Regions from separate parts of the Homo sapiens genome. Here region 1 is linked to region 2. Evidence: read pairs that join two places in POLR2A ChIA-PET (ENCODE). Cell type or tissue: GM12878. All regions are shown on one strand. Region 1 overlaps AUTS2 (activator of transcription and developmental regulator AUTS2). Region 2 overlaps AUTS2 (activator of transcription and developmental regulator AUTS2).

Region 1 (8,000 bases), 65 kb before region 2:
TGTAGGTATGGCAGTGAGAGATAAAATTACTTTTTCTAGCTTTGCAAAACGCCAAACGTCTTTGAAATTAAGAGTAAAAGGGGTTTAAAATATGTACTGCTTTATAAAGCAGGAAAACCCCACTGGAACATTTTGGGTGTTTACAGAAATGGGTATTCCATGGGAGAGAACGTGGTAACCTATGTTTTGTCATCATTTGTTTAATCACTGAAAATATATTAACAGGCCAGGCATGGTAGCTCATGCCTGTAATCCCAGCGCTTTGGCAGGCTGAGGTGGGAGGATTGCTTGAGCCCAGGAGTTTGAGATCAGCTTGGGAAACACAGTGAGACTCCATTTCTACAAAAAAAGAAAAAAGAAAAAAAAGTCACATGTGGTGGCACACCCCTGTGGTCCCAGCTACTTTGGAGGCTAAGGTGGGAGGATAGCTCGAGCCCCAGAGATCAAGGCCGCCGTGAACTGTGATCGCACCACTGCACTCCAGGCTGAGCAACAGATCAAGACTCTTGTATAAAAAAGAAAAAAAATTTTTTTAAAAATATAAATATAGATTAACAAAGTAACAGGGAATATAATATTTTCAGGTTGGTCATATAGAGGAAATACTATATTGTGTTATTCAGCTTAATAAAATATAAAACAAAAAAATTATTAACTGTTTGAAAAATTGTAGTCAGATATTTGATTAGGGGTAGGTCCTGATTTGGATGAATTTGAATCACATTCGACTAAATATTGTGCTTTTTAATACTCACTTTAAAAACAAAATTAATTGGGCAAATGTTCATATCCATTTTAAAAAACTATCCTCTTAAAACTAGATTGATAGTAGACATTAATAGGCTTGATGTTGTTTATAATATTTTGCTATATTTTAAGAGCATGCTTTTGTATATTTTCTGTTTTAGTGAAGCATTTTAAAAATGCCCCCCTCCCACAACTGCAGGAATAAATCTAACAGATTTTGACCAAAATTACTCTAATTTTGAATTTCTTGAAACTGGGTATGGAAACTAGACATTAAAAAAAATCTTTATTTTTAAGCACGGTTTCTTGGTCAGTAGCTTCTGTATTACGGGAGAACACAAGAAGGGGCCTTCTTGACACTCAAGAAATGCTCTTTTTCCATCTACAAATAGGAAGACACCCTTTGTGGTATTTTTGTTTTGTGGGCCCTGAATGAAAACGTATTATGATCAGTTTTAAAAATTGCTGCCCCTTTAATATCTGAATATATTCGTGGCTAGTGAAGCACATGCATCTGTCAGATCATGGGTGAGAATTCACTTTTCTTTTTGCGATTTCTCCAGCCACAAGGACAAATTTAGTTTTGCAGAGCAGTTTGACACCTCTAGAAGCCTGCGGTTAGCCTCGGTGCACCTCTAGCAGCTGCATAGGCTCAAGAGGACCTCTGTTCTTCCCTTTTTGGTTTGGTTACCTTACCCCTCCTCAGGGAAAGGCCAAGAGACTCAGCACTTCCTCCCCAAGTGAGTTTCCTTAGTAACGTCAGCCTTCTCTAATGCTGGCCAAGGGTGTCTTTGCTGGGCTGTTTTCCCTCCAAAATAGACTCACTGGGGTATAGAATTTTTTTTTTACGTGAAGGGTATAGAATTATTTTCAGAATAGCAGCAGGGTAATTAGGCTCATTGTTGACATGTCATTGAAGTCTCCATGTGACAAAATTGCTCCTCCCTCTTTGAGCACTCTGAATACTCTTACCCTCTTATCTCGATCTGCTCTTTAGAAATACCAGCAGATAATCTGGGAGAAGGCCACCATAGCCATGCACAGAGTGGGGAGAATGAGGAGATCTTTGCTGAATGTCTTTTAGTTGTTTGAGTTGGAGATAAATGCAGAATGACCTCCATTTTGCCCTAAGAACCTGACCTTCTTGTCACTTTGTGTAACATTAATTTTCTAATGTGTTCTGGTCAATTTGTAAAAAGATTTTTTTTCTAGTGTCTCAGCTGTTGGTTTGACTTTTGTATTTTCATTGGTAAAATATGTATGTCTTTGCTGTGAGCAGAGAGAAACAGATTAATAAAAACCACTGAACCAGCATTGCATATGTAATTAATTAACACCACCAGGAAAGCTGGTTCATGGTTGTGTGTAAACTTATTTCCAAACATCTAAAAAACGTTTAGAGTTATCTTATTCAGTTGTCTCACTTCTAAGGGATAGGTTAGGAAGCTGTAACGTATGTGTATGCACAGAAACTGTTGGACAATGATTCTCAAACTTTACTTTTCATTAAAATCGTCTGGAGGGCTTATTAAAATGTAGATTGCTAGACCTCATCCATAGTTTCTGATTCAGTATGCCTGGGTGGGGCCTTAAAATTTGCATTTCTCATGTGGCCCCAGGCATTGCTGATGCTACTAGTCCAAGGACCTTACTCTGAGAATCAGTTTTAGGATGTAGATCTTATGTTCCTCTTTGCCAAGGGCAAATGAACTGAATTGTATAGGCTTCCTTTTCTTTTACAAGAAGCATTGCCTCTTCTAAGTAGACATCCACCAAATATTTATGTACTGTATCCATGGTGCCATGCACTGAGCTAGGTGCACTGGGGATAAATAAAATGATCTCTGCCTTGGGGAACTCACAGTTGAGAGAGGATTAAATTAAGAAACCCACCAATCGTGATTCAATATGAGAAGTGCTGTGGTGATGTCAGGGGTAGGCTTTCTAGATTTGCTATGAGGTGCAGTCTGAGCTTTTTCTCAGACTGTCTTAGCTTTATACCTACAGAAATAAGTGAAAGAAAATGAATCTTCTGCAGCTTAGGATTTTGTTAGTGCTCAGATCAGTTTCCTCTCGTCCTTGACTTTGGGCATCCCAAGCTCTGTATTCAGACACTCCTGAACTGGCATTGTGAGCTCTCCACCCCAGCTTTTGTGGAAGAGTCCTTCCTCCATTTTTAAATTACAATTTCAGACACTGTCCACTGTGGCAGCAGGATTTGTAACAAGACCAAGTTAAGTGATCTTGGCTGAACTGATTTATGAGACAGCTTCAAAAATTCATGAGGTACCATGGGAACTTTCTGTAGTGGATCAGCATGCCGCTTTTCCTTCACTTCTTCAAGTAGATCAGACATTTTGTGATAACACGGCAGTTTATAGTGGAGCCTTCTAGATTATGGCTCTGCTGATTAAGACACTAAGACAGACCTGAAGACAAAGAGAAGGGAGAACAGGATGTTACTTTTAGAAACTCCTGTTATCCTAAGCTTGAGCAGGGACTTTGGGTAAAATACATCTATGTATAACTCAATTTATACATAGAACTCTCTAGGGCAAGTTTTTCTCCAGTGGTGATCTGATATGGAGTGTCTTGGCCATTAATAATGGTCCCATAATTTTAAGCACAATAAAATGTTAGGTGTGTATATGCGAAAAATTGAGTGACATAGTAGTTGTCTCTCCTCTCTTTGTGAAAACCGGTAGACAGGAACGAAGGATGTGGCCAAAACCAGTGACAGGTTATGGTGCTTTCCCTATTTTATTGATTGCTCATTTCTAGTCTCTAACCTTATTTGCTACTTATTGATCTAGTAGAAAAGCAAATAATTTTCCCTAGATAGTATTTTGTTGAGCTGGGCTTTGATGACTTGTCTACCAAAGGGTTTTTAAAAAGTACTTACCTGCTGAGTGGCAGCCTGTCTACCATTTAATGTTATTATCTGTGAGCCTGGGGGTTCCTTCTTAGTAGGATCACTGATGTCATAGGCTGCCTCTTTATTCTGCCTACTTTCCTGCAAGATACCACACATGCCCGTGGTCTGCTTTAATGGCCTCACAGTGCACACAGCCTTAGACTTAACACAAGAAACATATGAGTGATCCCATTGGAGATAATGTGTTGCCGAGTCAATTTGGGTCAGCATCTGCCAACATGTCAAATTTTCACACTAGGTTGTATTTTGAGATTTTTATTCATGCTTTTGGGTTCAAATTTACTCACAAATAAGTTTTGAACTTTTAAGTGCTAAAACTGCTGAGTTCTTGACTATCTGCACTTGGGGAGGGGAAGGTTAAAGATAAGGGGTGGGTATGTATGGGAAGGAAACAGTAGCACAGATCATCTAACATAGGAGGTAAGATAGATTTCCCAATGTCATATATAACTTTGACTATATATTTTTTCCTATGTTTACATTCTCCTGTTTATGATTATACTCTTTTGGTTCATATTAAATTGGTGTTTATCTCCTAGGAATATATATGGCGAGGTGTGTCATAGGAAGCAATAGAAAAAGAATTTGGAGACTGGTCACTTATAATTCTTGAATAATATAACTATGTAGAGTTAAAAGCAAAGATTGATCCTGTCATTCATGGGATTGATGGGCATTTTTGCTGGTATCTTATTATTGTTCATTTCTGAGTAGGTAATATATTAATATGATCCCAAAAGCAAAATTGTATTAAGAAGTATATAGAGGAATGTCTCACTCTCATCCCTGGACCTATGTGCCCCATTCTTCAGGCTTTTATAACTACTTTATTAGTCTCTATTACATCTTTTGTAATTTCTTAAATAGTGTGTGTACTCTCCTATTTGTGTATGCTCTCGCTTTTTCTGCCCTTTGTTATACCATATTTAGCATACTATAAGCACTGTTCTGCATCTTGCTGTTTTGTAGTTACCAATATATCTTGGAGATCATTCCATCTCACTACAGAGAGAGCTTCCGTATTCCTTTTTATAGCTGCTTAATATTTCATTGTATAGCTGTACCATAATTTACTTAACCTGTCTGACACTTTGGTTATTTACAATCTTTTGCTCTTACAAGTGATGCTGCAGTGATAATGTTTTTTTTTTTTTTTTTTTTTTCCCGAGACAGAATCTCACTCTTGCCCAGGCTGGGGTGCAGTGGCACAATCTCGGCTCACTGCAACCTCTGCCTCTCAGGTTCAAGCAATTCTTCTGCCTCAGCCTCCTGAATAGCTGGAATTACAGGTGCCCGCCGCCACACCTGGCTAATTTTTGTATATTTAGTAAAGACGGGGTTTCGCCATGTTGTCCAGGCTTGTCTCAGACTCCTGACCTCAAGTGATCTGCCCGCCTCGGCCTCCCAAAGTGCTGGGATTACAGGCATACAGTGAATAATCTTGATCATATGGCATTTCATCCTGGGTGTGTGTTCAGTTGTAGGATAAATTCCCAGAAGTGAAATTGTTACAGTGAATGTGCATTTGTAATTTTGATAGTCACTGCTAAATCCCTCTGTAGAGGTCGTACTAATTTATATTCCCATCTGTTTAAGAGTAGAGATTTCCCCGCAGTCTTGTCAACAGGGTGGTGGTGTTAAACTTTTGAATTTTTGCCAATCTGATAGGAGAAAATTGGTATCTCAAAGTGGTTTCAATTTGCATTTCTTATTATGAGTAATGTTGAGCATTATTTACTATGTCCAAGATCTGATAGTATTTCCTTTTGTGTCATCAACAGTCTGGTTATATTTCTTTCCTGTTTTTTCTATTTGATTATTGCTATTTTTTTTTAATTTTTAAAATAAGCTATTTTGGAATACTTATAGACTTACCAAAAAGTTGCAAAGATTACGGGGATTTTTTTTTTCTTTTCTTATGCCCTCATTAGCTCGTTAATTGGGTTAGATGGTTTGAGGAAGGACAGGTCTCCTGGAATTCTGTGGCTTGTCATAGGTTTGTCAGCCCAAATAAGGATGCACATCCAATTCACGACTCCTGGCTGCCTCTGGGGATTTTCCATATGGAGTGACAGACTTGGGAAATTCTGCTGAGCTTCTGACTAGCCTCCATTATGAGGCATATAATTCAGAGCCCATCTTCCATTATTCTTCTTTTACTAGTATCAATTATTAACTAGAAAGGTTATTGAAGTGAAAACCTTGCCTCAAGTTTGTATTTCTTGAGATTTACTTCCAATAATAAATGTGGTTTTCAAGTGACTGAATCTTTCATAGACCAAGTTTCGAGCACATTAAATATTTGGTGGTTTTGCGTCCTCTCTGCCTCACATGCTAATTGAGAGGATGAGTAGCTATAATTTTTCTGGAGCTTCAGGCTGTCATTCTGTCCTGTTAATTGGTTCTTGGAGTAAGGAGCTAAAATGTGGAGGCAGAAATGCTTTCCCAGATAGAAACATGCCTTGAAGCTTTGTGTCCTGTAAGGGTCCACATAGCCTGGAAGTTAAGAATACTGGCTCTGGAATAAAACCTTGTGGATTCAGATTCCTGCTTTGCCACTGCTAGATGTATCACCTCGGACAAGTTACCTAACCTCTTTGTACCTCACTCTCTCCCTGTTTATAAAATAGGGATTAGAACAGTACCTGCCTCATCTAGTAGTTGTGAAGATTAAATGTGATGAGACATGTAAAGTGCTTGGTACAGGCCTAGAACATTGTAAGTGCTCAATAAATACTGGCCGAAAAGTCGTACAGGGCAGTGGTTTCAGAGGCCATGCAATAAAATAGTGGGTTATGTTGCATTTGACTTTTGTTGATTAACCTTTCTTCTTCCTCTATTCTTTACCTTGTGAGGCACTTAACCTACTAACTGAAATGCCATTCATTCAGCCAGTATTTGAGTGCTCAGCAAGTGCCAGACTCTAAACAAGATGATGTGTAAGATGCTGCAAGGAGCCCTCGTGCCTTGCAGCCTGAGCACAAGTGCCTATAAACGCAAGGCTGGTTGTCGTCATTGCCATCCCCAGTATACTTTGAGAATACAAAAGAATGTGAGGTCACTCTCCTTTGACTGGGGTGACGAGGACATGCATTGTGAAAGGGGGAACTGTTAGAACTGGGAGCCATTCGTAAGTGAAATAAGGATAAGAGGGATATTATCAGCATTGATGCTAATTAGCATTTCTGTAGCATTTTGCAGTTTGGGAAACATTTTATGTATTTTATTTTATCTCAGTCTCATAAAAGAGCTTGAGGTATTATTATCTCCAGTTTACGACTGAAGAGATGGGGAGTCAAATAGGTTATCTGATTCTCCCAATGCCATACAGCTCCTTGGTGGTGGAGTTGGGGTTTGAGTCCAGGTCTCCTGACTCTGAATCTCCACGTGCTTCCCTCTGGTCTCTTGAGTGAAATAACCCGTACTAGCAAGAAAGAGAAGAGTATGTCGGCAAAAGAGAAACCTGGAATAGTTGCCAATTGTCCCTAGGTTCAGATCACATACTTCTAGGGCATCAGAGCTAGAAGGAACATGAGATCAGTGCATCCTCTTTATTTGACTAATGAAAACATTGATGTGCTTGTGAGGGACTTCGAGAGGTCAATGTGGTGCTGGAAGCAGCTCAATGGAGAGGGTAGACAGTTCCCCTTGGATGCTCATGTGTGGTCTTCTGGGGATTGATTAGTTGCTGGTAAGGAAGGAGCTCATTTTGGGGAAAGTAGGTACATAGATTCATAGAGGGAAAACCTTTATTCAGAAGCAGGCAGTTTTTCTGCAATATCTTCCTGGGAAACACAAATAAAAGGGCTGTAGTTTAGTATTCAGATGTGGTTCTGGTTGTGCAAGGATAAGGAGAAAAGGCAGAGGCAGGGTGAGAAGGAAGGAAAATGAATGACTGATTTGAAAGGTCAGTGAGAAGTCTGTGAAAGGTACATACTTAGGGTCTGTAGGGCAGTCATTTGAAATCCAGGATACTTAGTATATATATAGGAGGACTTCGTAGTAGTTCTCTGACTGGAAGAGGACTGGGCTGCCTTGTGTGTGTGAGCTTTCATCATGGGGGCAGTGGTTACTACATGCTATTTCTAAGAATTGCACTTGTGGGGTGATTTCTACTTTGGGTAGGAGGTTATTCTAGGTAGAGCTAGTGTGGATCAGCAACATCAGCACCACCTGGGATCTTGTTAGAAATGCAGATTTGGGGACTCCTACCCTAGACTTACTGAATCAGAATCTCCAGTGGGTGCAGTTCAAGAATGTGTATTTTAACAAGATCTCCAAGTCATTGGTCTGCATGTTCAATGTTTGGAAGCATTGC
Region 2 (8,000 bases):
ACGCCTGGACGTCACCCCTGACTATTGCATGTTGTGCATTGGACAGTTAGATCTCCTCAGTGCCTGTGAACAAGTGTTCTTTTGAGTGATACTCTTCTTTTTGTGACTGTATTATATAATATAGCTTTCATAGCCCCCACTTTATTTGCTGTTATTTTATTCCCCTCTCATCCCCGCCCCCCCCCCCCCCCCCCCATATAAAGGACTCATTTCAAAGATGGGCGAACCTGGAAGCTGAACCTGACTCTACTCTTCATGTCTTCAATTTACTGGCCATAAAGGTTCAGTTTTGTATGGGATCTTCTGTCCTCTAGAAGATCCCGTACAAATAGAGGCTTTAATTTATGCTTGCATTCTTGCATTTTGTGTGATTTATTGCCTAATAAATGAAAGAAAAAAGTTTATTTAGATAGTAAACTGAAAATGAAAAACCATTTTTTTCCACGAACTTGCTAATTTTCTTCCATTGTATAGTATGAACTCAATCTACAAAGATCTGGCAAAAAAAACAAGTATCATGTTCTGTAACAAACTCAGTTACACTAACACCAGAACTTACTGAGTTTAATTGGAGATAATTAAAAAAAAAAAGTTCTTTTTTTCTTTTTTTTTTTTTTTTTAAATAGAGATAGGGTTTTCCATGTTGACCTGGCCGATCTCAAACTCCTGGCCTCAAGCGATCCTCCCATCTCAGCCTCCCAATGTGCTAGGATTGCAGGTGTGAGTCATCGCACCTGGCCTCTTAATGTAGATGATTTTTTAAAATGAAGATTTTTTTCATAGTAAGAAAAGGGAAACCATAATTCCAGACCACAGAGAAGGACTTCTTTAATATATTTAACCTCTTTATTTACAGATCACTTCTTTCTAGAGAGACTAAAATTAGGGCAGAGAAACCTAAATCCTACATACAAAGAGCTGCTGCCCATTCAAAATAATTACAAGTGTGTCGGGCGCGGTGGCTCACGCCTGTAATCCTAGCACTTTGGGAGGCCAAGGCAGTGGATCATGAGGTCAGGAGTTTGAGACCAGCCTGACCAACATGGTGAAACCCCGTCTCTACTAAAAATACAAAAATTAGCTGGGCGTGGTGGCACAAGTCTGTAATCCCAGCTACTCAGGAGGCTGAGGCAGGAGAATGCTTGAACTTGGGAGGTGGAGGTTGCAGTGAGCCGAGATCGTGCCACTGCACTCCAGCCTGGGCAAGAGAGCAAGACTCCGTCTCAAAAAATAATAATAATAATTATAAGTGACAGTAAAGCATCTCCCCACATAATCCTGTATATCAGTAAGAAAATATGTTTTGAGATTCACAAAACTCAATTTACGAATCTCTGGTTGTAGTTATTTGACTTAATATATAAGACACTTACCAGAGGAGATGGTTGCAAACAGATTTGATGACAGGTAAATTTTTCTAAAGGTCTGCTAACTTCTTATTCAGTCATGGCCAACCACTGATACAATGCTGAGAGTTGCTTTCTCCTTTCCCCTCTACTAGCTTGGGGTCCACAGACCAAAAAAATCTATAACTTGCAAGGCTAATAAATGCATGCTTCAGCTGCCTGGAAATGCTGTTGGACTGGCAATTTGCTGCCCCGCTCTAATAGAGACTGCCTCAGATCTGGTCTTTAACCTGGATTAGCTGGATAAAGAGAATCCTCTGGGATCCTGTGTGCCATCACCTGTTAGTGTGTTTGCTGTATAAATGTAACATCCACTAACTTTGTCAGATGATGTCTGGCCTGGCTGCTGTGGCTGTGATTGGAATTGAAACATACAGCTTGTTATTAAGGTAGTGACTGGCTGTGGGGGACACCGACGTCTGTTGTTTTTCATTGTTGATCTAGTGAGTTAGAATGCCTTTCCTGGGCTGTTAATGTTAAATAGTTCAGTCCTGTTAGTCGTTTTGTGAGATCATCTTTCTGTGTGATTTGTGTGTATTTCCTTGATCTAGTGGGGTGCAGGGTCAGGGACTGAGGGGAAGGTATAATTGTTTACAGAAAATGTGACAGGACATGGATTTGAAATCAGATAGGAAGTTAAGGAATGCCGGGCTCCTCTGAATATTAAGGAAAATCTTTAAGCCCCTAATTAACTTCAGAAAATCCCCTTGCTCTCACAGATGGGAATTTGGCTGGGTAAGCTAATAACTGGAATGAAGGCTAGGAGTTGTGGGTTAAGTTTCTCCCTGGCAAATACCAATATTTCAGGATTACTTCGACTCTTGTCCTGCTGCCTCCCACTGGATCTTTACAAACTCTGTGCAGTAGAGATTATCTTGATAAAGATTTTGGATGCATGTTGGGCCTTTATTGAATGATGAATGCTGTTTTTTATTCATTTGCACATTTATTGGGTACCTACTATATGTCAGCCTCTGTTCTTGGTCTTGTATGGTGGTATACAAGAGAAACAAAATTCTTAGCCTTATGGAATTTATATCCTAGTGGACTATAAATTACAATGTTCACTATTTGAGAGGACCCAAGCTTCAGATGTTGTGGCTGTTTGGCACACTGGTCCGGGTTGAAAGAAGAGACTGGGATTCAAGTTGTAGTTCCTGTCCTGATTTCTCTGGGCCTGAGTTTAACTACCGGTAACATAATGACATTGGGCTGTATCTAATTATTTATAGGGTTCTTTCCAGTTCTTTCACTTATGATCCTGATTTTCCCAAACATTTTAGCCAAGTTGTCTTTTTTTTTTTTTTTTTTTTTTTTTTTTTTTGAGATGGGGTATCACCCAGTCACCCAGGTTGGAGTGCAATGGCACTATCTCGGTTCACTGCAGCCTCTGCCTCCCTGGCTCCAGTGATCCTTCCACCTCAGCCTCCCAGGTAGCTGGGACCACAGGTATGTGCCACCACGCCTGGCTAATTTTTTTGTGTTTTTGATAGAGATGGGGTTTTGCCATGTTGCCCAAGCTGGTCTCAAACTTCTAAGCTCAAGCCATCTGCCCGCTTCGGCCTCCCAAAGTGCTGGGATTTCAGGTGCGAGCCATTATGCCTAAACAGCCCAGTTGTCTTTAATCTAGTTGGGCTTCTGGCTAATTCGTGTTGGTGACCAATGTTTGCATATTAAATCAAACAATCAGTTATTGTACTGGAGAAGAAAATAATTGTTTCTAAAAAGTTCATATTTCGACTACATGGTCATGCCATTTAAAAAAAAGTAGTAAAGCAACAATAAGGAAATACTCTTTTATTCTGGAATGACATACCTACCTGAAATCTTTGAGTTTCCCTTGTGTCATGTGAGCTGGTTGATTACAGGTGAGGAGAATTGCATGTTCTTACATGCTCCTCAGAAACACTCATCACTGTGTAAAAAATGCTTTTTTGTTTGTGTGAAATCATAATATAGAGCCCATTCCACCATACACCTTCATCATCAAGCTCGGGGATACAAGCCTGTTAATCAAGTGGGAATACAGGAAGTGAGACATGAAACACTGGTTTTATTTTCACACCTCTAAATGAGTGACTGCAGAGGATGAACTTAAAAATAATAATGCCACCTCATACTTGCATCACACCTTTTAATAAGGCGGTTTAAAAATATTTAGGGTGAACCTTCATCAGGATGCTTTAATTGCCTCAGCATAGTTGAATAGTACATTAGGGTAATGCCTCTGCTGTGCTGAAAAGCCTGGAGGGAGATACTGTCACTCAATGATGCGTTGAGGATGATTAGGTAGAACCCCTTCAGATCTTGGGATCTCAGTTTCCTCTCAAATGCATGCTGTGGGTAGAGAAGCCTGGGCTGGTGTGTGTATAATTTACATCTGTTATAAGTGACTAAACTTGTAAGAACGGGTACACAAGGCATCTTTAGTAAGAAGTAATAATATCTGCCTTAGTAATAATATCTTCTCATTCTTGTAGGTCCATTTGAAATGGCTCCATCTCTAGTACATCTTTCCTGACTACTCCCACCTGGCCATCATATCATCTTTCTCCATTAGATTTCAGGCAGACTAGACCGAGACTGTGGGTTTTTATCCTGTTAGCCACTTAGAGGCTGTTTGATCTTGGGAAGATTACTTGCTTTTCTGTACAAAGTATCTTTATTTCTGCATCTGTAAAGTGAAGATAAGAATCCCTACTTCATAGGGTGTTAGTGATATGAGTTAGTAAACATGATGCCCTTAGAACAGTGCTTGGCATGTGCTGCTGTGGTTTTGTCATCATTATTACTCCACTTCTTCCTTGGTACATAGCTCATGTTCTCCTTAACTATACGGATGTATTTAGCGATCTGCCTTAAATTGTGATGTGTTCCTTCTGGTCTGAGAGCCCTTGTCACACATAACATGATAACTTTGACTTGGTAGGTACCTAGTGAGCATCTTGGATTGAGCTCCTACAGGATTTAGTTAAGAATTCAAAGCAGGGTGTATTCTCATTCTGACTTTTAAAGCCTTTGAGGTCAGTTGGGGGCAGGTCTTATTTGTTTCTTAACTGGTGAAGCTGCCATACCAAGGCCACTTGCCCATGATCGTCTACTGGGTAGCCTGATAAGAAGGTCAGTTACTCAAGGCTGTGGACTCGATTCCATTCTTGCTGATATTACTAGCGTAAATGAGATGCTTTTGGATAATTCTCTGAGCAATTTAGGCCAGGTGAATACTGGACAGTAATTTCCTGAAGTGCCATGAAGTGGCAGGAACATGATTTATGTAACATGGGCTCTTGCTAGCTGGGATGAACACTGGAGCCCCTGCCGTGCTCTGGAATTATGAGTGCCTGCCAGAGTGCCTGCCTGCTTTTGTTCTAGAGAGTTTTTTTTTTTTTCTTTTTCCTTTAAGTTAAATTCTCAAGTTGCGGGCAGGGGCGCAGGTCTCTATGGTGATGAATGGAGAGATGTTGAACTGGCTGGTTGCAAACCTTACCCTAGCAGTTCTTAGAGACAACTGGGATAAGGACATTTTAGCTGGTTGACACTTGGGTTGAAAGTACTGATGTAAAAAAAAAAAGTGATGTGTGTATGGGGAGGGACATATACAAAGAAGTAGTACCTTGGCATTCTAGCCAGATAAAGGAGATCTGTGTTTTTTAAGGTAGGAGCTTTGAGAAAAATGCAAAACTTGTATATTTCAGCATGCAGAAAATTGCACTTCACTATCAGGCAAACCTCATTCATATTAGCAAGAGAAGTATATGAGAAGCATGTGGTTGTGGGATGCCATTATCAGGAAGTTGCTGTGTTCTTGACCTTGGGCTCTGGAAGAACAATTAGCCCCTTGCATGCAAACTTGCTCAGTAAAGAAAAAGTTTTGGCCCTAAGGCCTGTGGAACCAGGCTTAGGATGGATGATGGGTTTATTGTCCTTCACAGCCAAAACACAACAGTCTTTCTCCCTTTCTTTCCAGGCTACCCACGTGAGTACGTTGATAATATTTCTGAGAGTTTTAAAGAATTTTCCAGCAGAATGAGAGAAGATAGAAGGACCATCTTGATAATTTAAGGACATGCTCTTATCTCTTGATCTGCTGCATTTTGTTTTTGCTTCTGTTTAGGCCAGTGTTGGTAGTTATATTGTCTTCTCTCCACTGGGCGGATTACATGTAGCAATCCAAAATTGTCAACATAATTATTCCACTTCTTCTTTGGCACATAGCTCATGTTCTACTTAACTGTACTAAATTGTGATGGGTTCCTTCTGGTCAAGAGCCCTTATCACACCTAACAGGACACATTGGACATGGTAGGTACCTAGTGAGCATCTTGGATTGAGTTCCTCCAGAATGTTGTTAAGAATTCAAAGCGGGTGTATTCTCATTCTGACTTTTAAAGCCTTTGAGGTCAGATGGGGGCAGGTCTCATTTGTTTTGGATTACATGTATGCAATCCAAAAGAGTTAGGTTTTTTAAAAAAATTAATTACCCCCACCCCTTTTGTTAAAGAGTCAGGGTCTCACTGTGTTGCCCAGGTTGGTCTTAAACTCCTGGCCTCAAGTGGTCCTCCTGCCTTGACCTCCCAAAATGTTGGGATCACAGGCGTGAGCCACTGCGTTCAGTCTAATTTTTATTTAAAATTTAAAATTTAAAATTTGTGGTATAGTCCGGGCACGGTGGCTCATGCCTGTAATCCTAGCATTTTGGGAGTCCGAAGCGGGAGGATTGCTTGAGCTCAGGAGTTTGAGACCAGCCTGGGCAACATGGCAAAACCCCATGTCTACAAAAAATACAAAGAAAAAAAATTATCTGGGCATGGTGGCACGTGCCTGTAGTCCCAGGTACTTTCGGGGCTGAGGCAGGAGGATCGCTTGAGCCCAGGAGGACAAGGCTGCAGTGAGGTGAGATCATGCCACTGCATTCCAGCCTGGCTGGCAAAGTGAGACCCTGTCTCAAAAAAAGAATTAAAATTTGTGGTACAATATAAATAACATAAAATTTACCATGTACAGTTCAACAGTGTTAACTATATTTACATCATTGTGCAACCAATCTCCAGAACTCTCCGTCTTGCAAAACTGAAACTGTCTACCATTAAATAACAACCGCCCATTCTCTGTTCTTCTTAGCTTCCTGGAAACCACCATTCTGGTTTTTATCTCTATGAATTTGATTACTCTAAGTATCTCATATAACTGGAATCATATAGTGTTTGTCTTTTTGTGACTAGTTTATTTTACTTAACATACCCTCAAGGTTCATTCATGTTGTAGTATGTATGTATCAGTATGTTCTTCCTTTTTAAGGCTAATATTCCATTGTATGTGTATACCACATTTTGCTTATTCATTCATTCCTCAGTCTACATTTGGGTTGCTTCCACTCTTGGCTGTTACAAATAATGCTGCCATAAACATGGGTGTGCAAATATGTTCTTGAGAACCCCCTTTAAATTATTTTGAATATATACCCAAAGTGGAATTACTGGATCATATGGTAATTCTATTTTTATTTTTTTGAGAAACTACCGTACTGTTTTCCATAAGCAGCTAGATTTTTAAGAAGTACATTTAAATTCATCGTTTTGGGCCTTGGTCTCCACGCTGCCTTGAGTTGTCCCTAGGTAAGTGAAGTTCTCAGTCAGTCACCTGCTCTGGCATACCTCTGAGCTTTGACACACCTCAGCCACTTTCCATGGCTCACTTTGGCCCTTTGTAGGTTGGTGCCTCTCATTAGATTCAACGAACAATTTCTCAGGATCTGGGCCTAACCAGTGGTGTTGAATCTTAGAAAGACTGAGCTGAAATGCTCATCAGCTGGTGCCATGCTTCTCACTTTAGGTTATACCTCCAGTTGTGTTTGGATAAGAGTTGGAGTGGCATGACAGTCTCCCACAGAATCTGAAAATATAGTTCCAGATGTGCTTCTCCCAAACTTCTTCTCTGCCATTGGGGTTGCACCACTGGAAAAGTGTGTGAAGCAATACTTCACTCTGACACCCTGCTACTATATGCTTGAGGAAGAACTGAAGACTGTATCATGGAATGAGCTGCCCATAGGTCGCGCATGTGCGCACGTTTGTACGTGTGTGTGTTGAGATGGGAGAGGGAATCTAGGGATCCTTCTATACTCCATTGATTATGCTAACATGGATCTTATTTAATATTACAAGGACATTTCTTTGTCATCGTCTTTTTTTTTTTTTGAGACAGAGTCTTGCTCTGTCACCCAGGCTGGAGTGCAGTGGCGTGATCATGGCTCACTGCAGCCTCGACCTGCTAGGCTCAAGTGATCCTCCCACCTCAGCCTCTCAAGTAGGGACTATAGGCACACACAACCATGCCTGGCTAATTTTTCTATTTTTTGTAGGGACAAGGTTTCACCATGTTGCCCAGGCTGGACTCAAACTACTGAGCTCAAGTGATCCACCTGCCTTGGCCCCATCAAAGTGCTAAGATTATAGAGACGTGAGCCACCAGCCTAAAAAGACATTTCTAATTAGAAAGTGTAGTGTGAACTTTTGCCGTAGTTGGACTTCTCTCCATGTGGGCCCTTAAACACTGATATCTCAGTCATATGAAGCTATCAAGGACCAAAATAAG

Evidence for each region. Peaks named below come from ENCODE experiments on the same cell type or tissue, not always from the same donor. Only the 100,000 strongest peaks of a DNase experiment are listed, where the experiment ranks them.
Region 1: POLR2A ChIA-PET joins it to region 2 with 10 read pairs; 2 of 35 experiments call an interaction of 5 or more read pairs at or near these places.

The regions. Positions count from the first base shown.
Region 1 is chr7:69,694,817-69,702,816 of GRCh38, forward strand. All of the region lies in intron 1 of AUTS2 (activator of transcription and developmental regulator AUTS2), which reads left to right. Among named protein-coding and RNA genes, the nearest start is that of AUTS2, 100 kb to the left of the region's middle. RefSeq lists an enhancer at 2,387-2,436. In GM12878, no CTCF peak of the experiment used is centred here; a DNase peak (open chromatin) is centred at 1,385; H3K4me3 peaks cover 1,249 bases; H3K27ac peaks cover 1,972 bases.
Region 2 is chr7:69,759,595-69,767,594 of GRCh38, forward strand. The region is part of intron 1 of AUTS2 (activator of transcription and developmental regulator AUTS2); the gene reads left to right. Among named protein-coding and RNA genes, the nearest start is that of AUTS2, 170 kb to the left of the region's middle. In GM12878, no CTCF peak of the experiment used is centred here; a DNase peak (open chromatin) is centred at 3,567.